2 separate regions of the Mus musculus genome follow, and region 1 is linked to region 2. Evidence: chromatin contacts called from ENCODE POLR2A ChIA-PET data. All regions are on one chromosome and are shown on one strand. The core of a region is the stretch at or near the end of the contact, and the rest is flanking DNA. Distances in the headings are between cores, read along the strand shown. Region 1 holds the start of Afg3l1 (AFG3-like AAA ATPase 1). Region 2 holds the start of Tcf25 (transcription factor 25 (basic helix-loop-helix)).

Region 1 (5,374 bases), core at 757-3,256, 100 kb before region 2:
AGCCAGGGCTACATAGAGAAACCCTGTCTTGAAACCACCACCCCCAAAAAAAAAAAAAAAAATATATATATATATATATAGCTAATATATATTATAAACAACATTGTATTGTAAAGTTATATAAATAGATAACTAATATGTACTATAAATAATATAGTTATATAAATATATTACTATTATATGGTGGCGCATGCCTTTAAACCCAGCACTCGGGAGGCAGAGGCAGGCGGATTTCTGAGTTCGAGGCCAGCCTGGTCTACAAAGTGAGTTCCACGACAGCCAGGGATATGCAGAGAAACCCTGTCTACACAGTGAAGACAGACTCTGATAAGTGCCCAGCTGCCTGAGAAGTGGAGAGTAGCCTGGCAACCTGGGTGAAGCAGAGACTGAGCTGCCTGGAACAGGCTCTAGGAACGGTCACTCTCTAACCTGCTGAACGAGCAGAGTACTCTGTTTCCAGCTTTCCTGAGCTGTCTGCCATCCCACACTGGGATGGGCGCTGATGATGCAGCTGTTGGAGTCATTTCTGTAAGTAACTCCACCAAAACTCACTAGTTCACCAGATGGACTCTACCGTGGTCTGTTGCCCGCTCCCTATCTGCCGTGGGTAATGTTTGTTCCCTAAGAGCAGTGTCACACAACACCTTTCTTTGGTCTGTTACCAGTGCTCTGTCTAGGGTGAGTGGGCACTCTGATGTCTCGCCACGAAAAGCCACCCAACCAAGTCAAAGTCCATCCAATGTACTTCTTTCACAAAGACACTGGCCCACAGCAACTCAGAACTGTCTATAACAATCACTATATGACTGATCTTCAACGGGTCACCCACCGGAACAGGATGTGCGACATGACCTGAAATGACTGTGCAATGCACAGCACTAGAAACAAACCTGAGGGCATTTTCCCGACCCACTGTGCAGCTACCTCCTCCAAACCCAGAGATTCCCCCCTACAGAGAGGGAAGCTCTTAAGCCTCAAGAAGCCCCATAAACCTTATGCTCAGAAGCTTAAAAAAAAATCCACGGGCCCCCAGACCCAAAGTTCTACAGGCAGGAAAGAACTGCTGAGGGGAGGGAGCCTCTTCAGTGGTACTGACTGTAGGTTCGCCTTGCGTTGTGACCTGTATGTGAGCCTTTCATCGATGAAACTGCTTTTGAGTCACTCCTGTTAAGTAACCTTCCCCGGTGCGGCCATATTTAATTCCAATAAGCTCACTGGTTCACAAAGCTAGAGGAATGGAATCATTTTGACCTATCGTGAGTGCCCTAGCTGGGGTAAATGGACATTTGCTCATGGACCGTTACACCACACTACTGTCATATTAAGAGGGAACAAGACCAAAACTGAATTGAGGAAGAACGGCTGTATGGCCCCTGTGATGGTAACACGCATTTATTTGAAGATGGATAATCTGCATGGATATTCCCTTTCGCCGTGGTGAGCCTCCTTACTACTGGCAGATGTACCTGTGAGGGGTGATAAAATATCTAGTAAGGCTAAACTATCTAAAAAATGAAGCATCAGTGGCGGGAATTCCATGGTGGCCATCTTTCTCTGCTTAGTATGGAGACCTACGCCTCCTTAATGAATAAAGGCTACTACCTTTTAAGTGGGGCCCTGCAATAGCTAACTGGATAATGGCTAGATCGCACCCGCTCAAGTGTTCCGATCAGCCGTAGGTAGACACTAGTGGAGTCGGAGGCAGAAATCGGGAAGACGCTGCGCCCGGCCCAGCCGCAGGCCGATGACGTCACCGCGACGCCCAGCGCGGCCCCCGCCACGCCGCCCGGAACCCGTGGCCCCAGCGCTGCCCTGCTCACCTGCAGAGCAATGCCACAGGCCCTCACGCTGCTCCAGACCGTCCCGCCGCTCCCTGCGCATCCGCCACATCGCCACAGCTTGGAGAAAGGCCAGGCCAGGGCTCGACTGCCCGCCGCCCCCACCAGCCGCAGTAACATCCCCCGGCCCTGACCTCGCGCCGCCCCCTGGGCGCGCGCACGCGCAGCAGGCGGATCATAGTGCACCACGCCCTCGGGGGCGCGCGTGCGCAGCTGGCCGCCGCATCGGCTCGGACCTCTCTTTGGGTGTCTGGTTCGCGGCCGTGCTCCTTAGGATCCTGAACCCGAGTGTCGCTTCGCGCTGCCTGACAGCTGATGGCGGATGGTCCGCGGCCAACTTGACCTAGACACCAAGGGCCTTTAGACGTATTTTAAATTTTGCATTGTCAACGACATCAATGGCTTCGGTGGGTCCTCGGGGTAACGCGGCTCACGTAATTAAATTTTGAGGCTACTTCTCCCTGGTTGAGGGTACTAGTATTACCGGTTGGAGGTGCTCCCGGTATTTTACATCCAGACTAGATGTGGTTCGAGACCTATCGTGAACAAAGGAACTGTTATTTGGTGCACGACTTGTCTCATTGATCCACGTCATAGACCCTTGTTTAATTTTACTTAACAACATTTTTATTCCTGCGGATGCGCAGGGAGCGACGGGACGGTCTGGAGCAGCGTGAGGGCCTGTGGCATTGCTCTGCGGGAGAGCACTTGGTTGGTATATAGAGTCACCCCAGTTTTGATTTGCCTGCAGTTGTGCGGACTAGCAATTTGGACTTGGCATTAGGGAGGTGTGGGTGTTCAGGATGAACCAGTTTCTGGACAGTGGGGCTGTCCACGACACACGTGGCATCTGCGTGTACTCAGATTCTACCTTGACTACATTTCAAAGGTACAGATGCCCGGGAGAAGACCATTGTCACCCATAGTGTTAGCAGTCCTTCTATGCTCCGCCCAACGGTTACCTAGCAACAAGGCCTGGCTTGCTATAAAAGGGTCTGTTCCCTCCCAACCCGACCCCTACTCCCATACCCCCCTCCATGTCTTCGCTCTCTCTGCCCCTTCTCCCCTTCTCTCTCTCAGACTTTCTTCTCTCCCTGACCCCTTTCTCCCTCTCTCCCCAACTCCTCCCTCCTTCCTCCTCTCCACGGGTTCCTGGCCAGCCTCTCCTCTCCTCTTCTCTTTTCTCTCTTTGACTGCCTCTACTCCCTTCTCAACTCCCTTCCCATGCCCCCAAATAAACTGTTCTACATTATACCTGTCCTGTGGCTGATAACTCAGGGAAAGGGATGTGCCGAGGCATCCCTCCCGCCTCACCATACCGCGCTGGAGTGGGAGATGGTGATAAAAGAAAATGAGATTTTGTATCTTGTGATTCATGTAAAAGAGTTGTCTATGAGCCCGTGGCCTGGGGCTGAGAACAAAGCAGAACAGACAGGGCTGTTGTTAAGACATTCCTAAGAACAGCTTGATTGTACAAGCAGGGCTATCTTGTCTGGGTCAACACCACCTGGCTGGAACCTCCCCTCTGTCCACTGCCCCTTGATGCCGGGTAAAGTCATACATCAACTGGTTGCTATGTGAACAAGATAAGCCCCTAGCCCACAGGAACAAAGTCCTGATGCCCTTTTGCTAACATGTAATCTTTCTGTTAATGTTTAAATAAGCCAATAGTGTGTCACTATGCTGAATTCCACACCCCTAAGCCCCTTACCCCATAAAAACCCCTAGCTTTCGAGCCTCGTGGCCGACATCCGTTATCTCCTTTGTGGGATGCATGTCGGTCCGGAGCTCCGTCATTAAACATCCTCATGTAATTACATCAAGAGATGGTCCTTCGTGATTTTTGGGTGCACACTGAATCAATCGGGAGTTGAGTGGGTGTTTCCCCACTAGGTTTTAACATTTCGGAGGTCCTACCGAGATCTGTGTGACACCCAAGAACCCCAAAGGACCCCTTGGAGTTACGTTTGCTTGTGTGAGTCTTGTATGTTGTCTGTTGTCTAAGTGTGGCACCGCTGAATTTGTGTCTTGGTTTTTCAGGTCTGAGATTGAGGGTTTGAGTCCCACCTGTGTTACCAGTTCTGGTATTCTGTATTCTGGCAGCTGCCACTGTGGACCGTAAGGACCCTAGTGGCTGTGGGAGGACGACAGTCTGGCCCCACAGGCTGCACCCCTGGAAGACGTTCCAAGGGAGACCCTGGAGGGAGTGCCCAGAGTACAGAACAGTCAGGAGGACCTGGCTGTTGCCTGGCAGAGTGAAGGAAAGAGAGTGTTCTCTCTGCCAGAGCGGGAGTGTACGTGGAATCCCACCTCGTCAGGAAGGGAGTCGAGGTGGAATCCGACCCCGTCAGGAAATAGCGTTTGGCTGGTTGTATAAGTCCAGACTCGGACGAGTGTGCTTAGATATACTGGTGTCTTTTTTCTCTGTTGCTATCTTGTTTTTGTTTGTAGTTTTTGTCATGAGACACAGACACTGTACATTGGAGGTAAAGTAGAATCCCTCCCTGCCTGTCTGTCTGTATGTCTGTGTGTCTGTCTGTCTTGTTCATTTGTGTGTCCTCCATTGGACCACCTTCTGATTCTGTTTTGTTTTTGGTTTGTCTGGTTTCAGGTCTCGTTTTGGTCCCAAGGAGTTGACTGATTATCTTGGTTTGGTTTTAGGCCGGTCTCAGGTTCTGGGGCCTTCCCATGGAGAGAGGTCCATTTGAGTTGGTCGTAGTGACAGTGAGCTTCTCTGGAAATTGCGTGTAAGATACCCTGTATTGGTCTTGCTTGTGTTTGTCATTTCTGTAGTACTGTGATTCTATGGTGGTTGCCTGAAAGCGGTTTCTGTGTGTGTCTTGTGTGTCTCTATGTGTTGGGACTCGGACTAACAACTGACAACTGTTTTTGAGTTATGCCCTATAAAATAAGCCTAAGAATCCTGTCAGATCCCTATGCTGACCACTTCCTTTCAGATCCTCAGCTGCCCTGCCTTCCACTCCAACTCCAGAGAGCAGCCAACGTGTCACAATGGTCCTGCCCATGGACCTGGAGCCTAGAGAGAAATGAGCTCAAGAAACCCGGAGCAAGAGAGGAGTGGTCCCTGAGAAGTCAGTGGCCCTAGATGTTGTGGCTGCTGAAAAAAAAAAAACAAAAAAAACCAAAAAGAAGAAGAAGAAGAGGCTGTGAAAGTGGCCGGCCAAGAGCGCCACAGGTTCCCTGGTTGCTTCTCATTCCCCTGTCCCCTGCATCCTGTCTCTTGTTAACAGAAAAAAATGCTTTCATTTTGAGATATCAGTGGTCTGGTGCAGCCAGCTGTGAGAGCTGCACTCCCTTCTCTGCCCCACGTGTTTTCTCTTCTCAGGCACCACCCTGAGCTGCTGGCAGTGAGTCTGTTCCAAGCTCCATTGAGGGAGGCATCCACCCACTTGGGGCTTCTGTCCAATGTAAGGAGCACCTGCGAGTCTAACTGCCAGGCTCTGATGAGGGTCTCGTCTCTGTGGGACTAGAAAGTCCCAACAATCTGACCAAGGTAACAGGAAGTTACAGAAGTT
Region 2 (5,280 bases), core at 1,012-3,511:
CACTGGGTTGTATCACCAGCCTCCCGCCCCGCTTGCCTACCTCAGCAGTGTAATTCAAAGCAGCTGAGCAGTCAGTAGCCTGGGCCCCAAAGGTGGCAAGATTGCCAACTTCGTGACATATGAAAAGGAGGCCACTGACCAGTTTGAGAGAGTGTCAGGGATGGGACAGAGGGAGGCAAAAGCAGAGGACAGGGAGCCAAGGCTAAAGGTGAAAGCCGTAAAGAACCAGGGAAAGCGAAGTGCAGGACAAGTTCAGGAGAGCTGTAAAATCTTTAAGAACCAATGGTCTCAGATCCCTAAGGTCTGAGAGTGAACCCCAGCTGCCGTCAAGGGAGGAATCCCAGTACAAGGAAGGCTACAGATGGGTGAATGATGGGATATCTAGGCTCTGTTTTGCAATCACCTCTTAAGAGAAATGGGATTAAAATTATATTAAAGGCATGTAGACTGACAGAAACTGGGCCATGGGCGCATACGGGTTATTTGTATTTTCCTAATTTTTGTGTACGTTTAAAAGTAAACATAGCTGGGTGGTGGTGGTACATGCCTTTGATCCCAGCACTCAGGAGGCAGAAGTGCGCGAATTTCCGAGTCTGAGACACAGCATCTCTAAGTAGTCTACAGAGTGAGTTCAAGGACAGCCAAGACTACATAGAGAAACCCTGTCTTGAAAAAGAAATGATGATAAGCAAAAGTAAATCTAAGAAAAGTACTAGTGAAGGGAGAAGAAACAGTAGGAATGGGGGTTGCTCTCAGGCTCAAAGTCAGAGGAGGCAGGCGAGTTCTCTGTACCAAGGGAAGACATATTTCACCATCGCCACAGACTACAGGACAGATCCCTTCCTTTCCTTATGGGAGAAATAAACAATCTCTGAACCAAACTTCCAAAATGTCTGTGACATTTCTCACACCAATCAATATCTTTGCTAGGAACTTTTAAACCTGCTAACTGATAAAAAGCTGGGGACAACTGGGGGTAGTGCTGTCTTGGGTGCTGCAACAGTAGGATAGACATGGTTTCATATCTGCGACTTGAGGAAGACCCAGTACTTCCGTGTGTCCCAGCTAGCTGAGACAATTCACTGCAAGACTGAGAGTCTCAGACACATTACATCTTTTTACTCACTCGAAAATGGCCACTGACACCTTACCATATGTGGAAGTTGGAGATACGAGGAAAAGACATATTATCTGCCCACACATGAAGTCAGAATCATAATTTATACACATATGAAACTGCAGACCCAGGTCAGTCTGTCGTAAGGAAAAACACGGGGCTCAGGACTGCTACCCAATTTTCTGCTGCGAGGAATACGATACGATAGGTACAAGTAGCTGGGACACACAGAAGTACTGTGATGAATAAGCCGAAATGTTTGCAGAAGAGAGACCTCCCTCAAGTCGCAGAAATGAAACCAAGCCTACCCTACCATCCCATTGCCCCGGACAGAACAACCCTACTCCTTCAGTGAAGCCTAGACCCAACTGAACCCCACCTCCCACTCGCCATCCACAGTGCCCCTCCCCCTTAGCTGTCTCGGATGTCACGCCCCGCCCACTCTGACGTCACTGCCCCGTCCTGCCCTGCGTCACGTCACGTCTCTGGACACAGCCGCGAGACACGCCCTATGCTGCAGCAAAGTCCTGTCACTCAGCCCCTTGTCGGCACCCCCGTTAGCCTTTAGCAGCCCCTTCGCTCGGCATTTTCTTCCACCTTCCACTCGATCTCGGACGGGGAACACGGCTTCCTCACCCCACCCACCCTGCGGCTGAAGACCCGCCTTCCCCGATGCGGCGCAGTCCCTTCTCTCCGCCCACTCGACTGCAGTCCAGACCCAACTTTGTGCCCCTTCGCATGACGTCATGCCCCCACCATTTCCCCCCCCTCAGGTTGCCCAGCTCCTCACCAGCTCAAACCGGTTGTTGACACGGACTCCTTCCTTCCCTGCACCCCCGGGGCGCCGGCCACCCAGCCCCGGTTTTGGTCCCTCTTCCTCTGCGTCATCGTCATCAAGGAGGACAAACTTCAAGGCGTCGGGCCCTAGGGGTTCCTGGCCGCGCTGTTCCCCCCTCAGTCTCCGGAGGGCCCGGCGCGACATAGGACCCGACAGCCTGATGTGGGCAGAGGGACGAGGAAGAGCAGCAGTGTGGCGGCGCCTGCGCACTTGCGGCGCGCTGGCGCAAGATTGGCGTGTCGCGTTTGCGCGCCGCGGCTCTCCGGAACTTCCTCCCAATTCCCCGTGGAGTCGGGGAAGGTGCAAGGGTGGCCCAGGGAGCTCTCGCGAGAGTCGGGCCCTAGCGGCGGCCGTGGTGCGGTGCTTCGGCTTTGGAGATGGCTGGCTTTCAGAAAGCCGGCTGTGCGGCGGGCAGCAACGCGCAGGCTCAGAGCGCTGCTCCGCACGAACGCGATTCCCGGGGGCGAGCCTGGGGGCGAGCGGGCAGGGGTGGGGCAGGCGAGGAGGCCGTGAGAGCAGGTGCGCACGCCGCAAGGCCCGTGTGCAAAGACCTCTGCTATGACAGGAGCGAGGGACCCAGTCCCCAACCCCTCTCTGCTAGCCTACCCATGCGACTTGTCCGATGTCCCCCACCTCCACGTTGTTACTAGACTGCAAAGGGACAGTTTTCACCTTAATAGAACCAACCTAACTTCTTTCAGACTGGGTAACTCCTCTCCACAACGTGCACCGAGCCGAGTTAGGTGTTAGGGCTTGCTTTTTATTGTCGCGAACGCAACAGGGGTGGTCATGTTACAGGGGTATTGGGTGAGGGGAGAGCTGCCTAGGTGTGGATCCGTGGTGTGAAGTCACGGCAGCCCTACCTATGTGTATTCTAATTCAGGAAGATTTTCACAATAAGGACATAGGGATCCTCGGCACAGATCTTTTCTTTTTCCATGTTCTTTTTGTTTTTGTTTTTTGAGACAGAGTTTCTCTGTGTACCCTTGACTGTCCTGGGACTCGCTTTGCAGACCATGCTGGCCTCTGCCTCCCAGGTGTTGTGACCAAAAGTGTGTGCAACAACAACCGACCTTTTTTTAAAACAAAACAAAAACACCACCTGTCTTAGGGTTTCTATTCCTGGACAAAATATCATGACCAAGAAGCAAGTTGGGGTGGAAAGGGTTTATTCAGCTTACACTACATACACACTGCTGTTCATCACGAAAGGAAGTCAGGACTGGGACTAAGCAGGCCAGGAAGCAGGAGCTGATGCAGAGGCCATGGAGGCTTGCTCAGCTTGTTTTCTTATAGAACCCAAGCCCAGGTATGGCACCACCCACAATGGGCCCTCACCCCTTAGTCACTAATTGAGAAAATGCCTTACAGCTGGATCTCATGGAGGCATTTCCTCAATTGACTCCTTTCACTGTGATAACTCCAGCCTGTGTCAAGTTGACACAAAACTAGCCAGTACACCACCCAAACCAAGATCTTGCCCTGTAACGCTGGCTACCCGTGAAGCTATGGAAATCCTGTTCTGAAGGGCTGGAATTACAGAGCTACTTCATGTCTACGCCCCAATTTTTATACTTTTGGAAAACTTTCCTAGACGAGTCAGGATTGAGTACCTCCAAAGTAAAATGAGCTGGGGTTGGGTTGGACCTTTCCCCAGCTTGAGAGCAGGAGAGGGCTAGGCCAGTCACTGCTCTTACTTGATCTTAGCCAAAAGGCTGAGAAGCAATCAGTCACTTATCTTAAATTCCAGCTTCATTTTGGGAGATAGATCTCCTTTTACAGGTGAAGACGCCTTAATGAGCTAAGTTTCCCAGAGAGAACCCGGTTTTGCATTCATGTGACTCCCAAAGTCCAAACAATGTAGGCGGTTGGCAAGGACAGAGAAGGCAGGCAGGGCAGCAATCCCTTAGTTCCTGCTCTTGTGTGAGCCCCCTGTCCCACTGTCCGTGTGCTCCACTCCACCCTGCCTCCCCCAGGAGTCTTGGTTCGTCCCTGGGTTGGATGCTGAGCCCTCTGCCCACACTATGAAGTATCTTTAGGTACTTCAAAGTTGATGGTTCACAGCTGCTGTCCCAAGGTGCCCATCCCCCCAACCCTCTTCCCTGCGCACTGTTAAAGTTGCAGCTTCTTCCGCATCAGGCTCAATGCTGCCGCCCTGACTGTTCAGGACCAGGCTGGCTTCTGTGCCATCCGTGATCAAGAGCTGTGGCCAGGCTGGGCAGTGGTGGCGCACGCCTTTAATCCCAGCACTTGGGAGGCAGAGGCAGATGGATTTCTGAGTTCGAGGCCAGCCTGGTCTACAGCCAGGGCTATACAGAGAAACCCTGTCTTGAAAACACACACACACACACACACACACACACAGAGCTGTGGCCAGCTTACACAGGTCAGTAGCCTTACCTTTGAATAAAGTGGGAGGTCTCAGTCTAGAACTGCCTCTCCTGAGACACAAGTCATGGACCCTGAAGGATGGAGTTGATCTTCCCTGAACCACTAGCTCCAAATGTGTCTCCCCAAACTGCTGCAGATCTGGTCCTTCTGAAAATCTCAGTTCTAACCACTGTATTTGGCATCGTCCCGATGGATGAGGCTGAGGCTAGCTCAGTGGGCTGACATGCAACCCACTGTTTAGAAAAGACCAGCAACCATAAGACAGGACAGGCTGTTGTACAACCTCCAGAAGTGGTTGTAGGGCACTGTACAACCACAGGCATTACCCTGCAACTCAGCTGGGTGTTTCCCAAAATATGAGTTTATTGCTTTCATTTGTGTTGTGTGAGGATCAGAACTGGTGACACCATGCTTGGAGTGTGAGCTGGATATGTGGCTGCTTTCGAGTCTGTAGATCAAGAACTGTACGTAGTTCATGGCACTGGATGTCCATGAGAATACTTCATGAACATGAGGGGGCTTCTTGTTTGAGAGTTCACTGTATAGCTCAGACATCTGCAGCTTGCTACATAGCCCAGACTAGCCTCAAACCAGTGACCTTCCTCATGCTAATTCCCAGCTGCTGGTTTAACAAGTGTGAGCCTCCATAATTGGTTAAATGTGAGTGTTGTCATTGCTGGCTGAGTGACAGTACTGATTCCTAACATTTTCTGCCTGTTCTTTTAAATCAAAGGGCCGGAGAGATGGCTGCTCAGTGGTTAGAGTGCTTGCTGCAGACCAAGCGAAGGGACTGAGTTCAGTTCCTAGCACCCATGTGTGACTCGCAGCCACCCTCAACTCCAGTTTGATAGTTCCCATGGGCTCCCGCACGCATGCAGTTTACATAAATTAACGTAAGCGAACATGTAACCCAAATAGGCATATCTTTTAAACT

What was found. ChIA-PET counts read pairs that join two places held with the same protein, here RNA polymerase II (POLR2A).
Region 1: POLR2A ChIA-PET joins it to region 2 with 14 read pairs in Patski. The contact joins the promoter of Afg3l1 here to the promoter of Tcf25 in region 2. POLR2A ChIA-PET finds 5 or more read pairs at or near these places in 3 of 5 experiments (Patski and embryonic stem cell).

Annotation. Positions count from the first base shown.
Region 1 is chr8:123,474,494-123,479,867 of GRCm38, reverse strand. Afg3l1 (AFG3-like AAA ATPase 1) reads right to left here and starts at 2,006. Exons shown (of 17, transcript NM_054070.3): 1 at 1,821-2,006. The coding sequence starts at 1,958. It overlaps Gm39275 (a long non-coding RNA gene), which reads left to right and starts at 4,493. Exons shown (of 2, transcript XR_879317.2): 1 at 4,493-4,585; 2 at 4,796-5,110.
Region 2 is chr8:123,370,692-123,375,971 of GRCm38, reverse strand. Tcf25 (transcription factor 25 (basic helix-loop-helix)) reads right to left here and starts at 2,261. Exons shown (of 18, transcript NM_001037878.4): 1 at 1,908-2,261. The coding sequence starts at 2,099.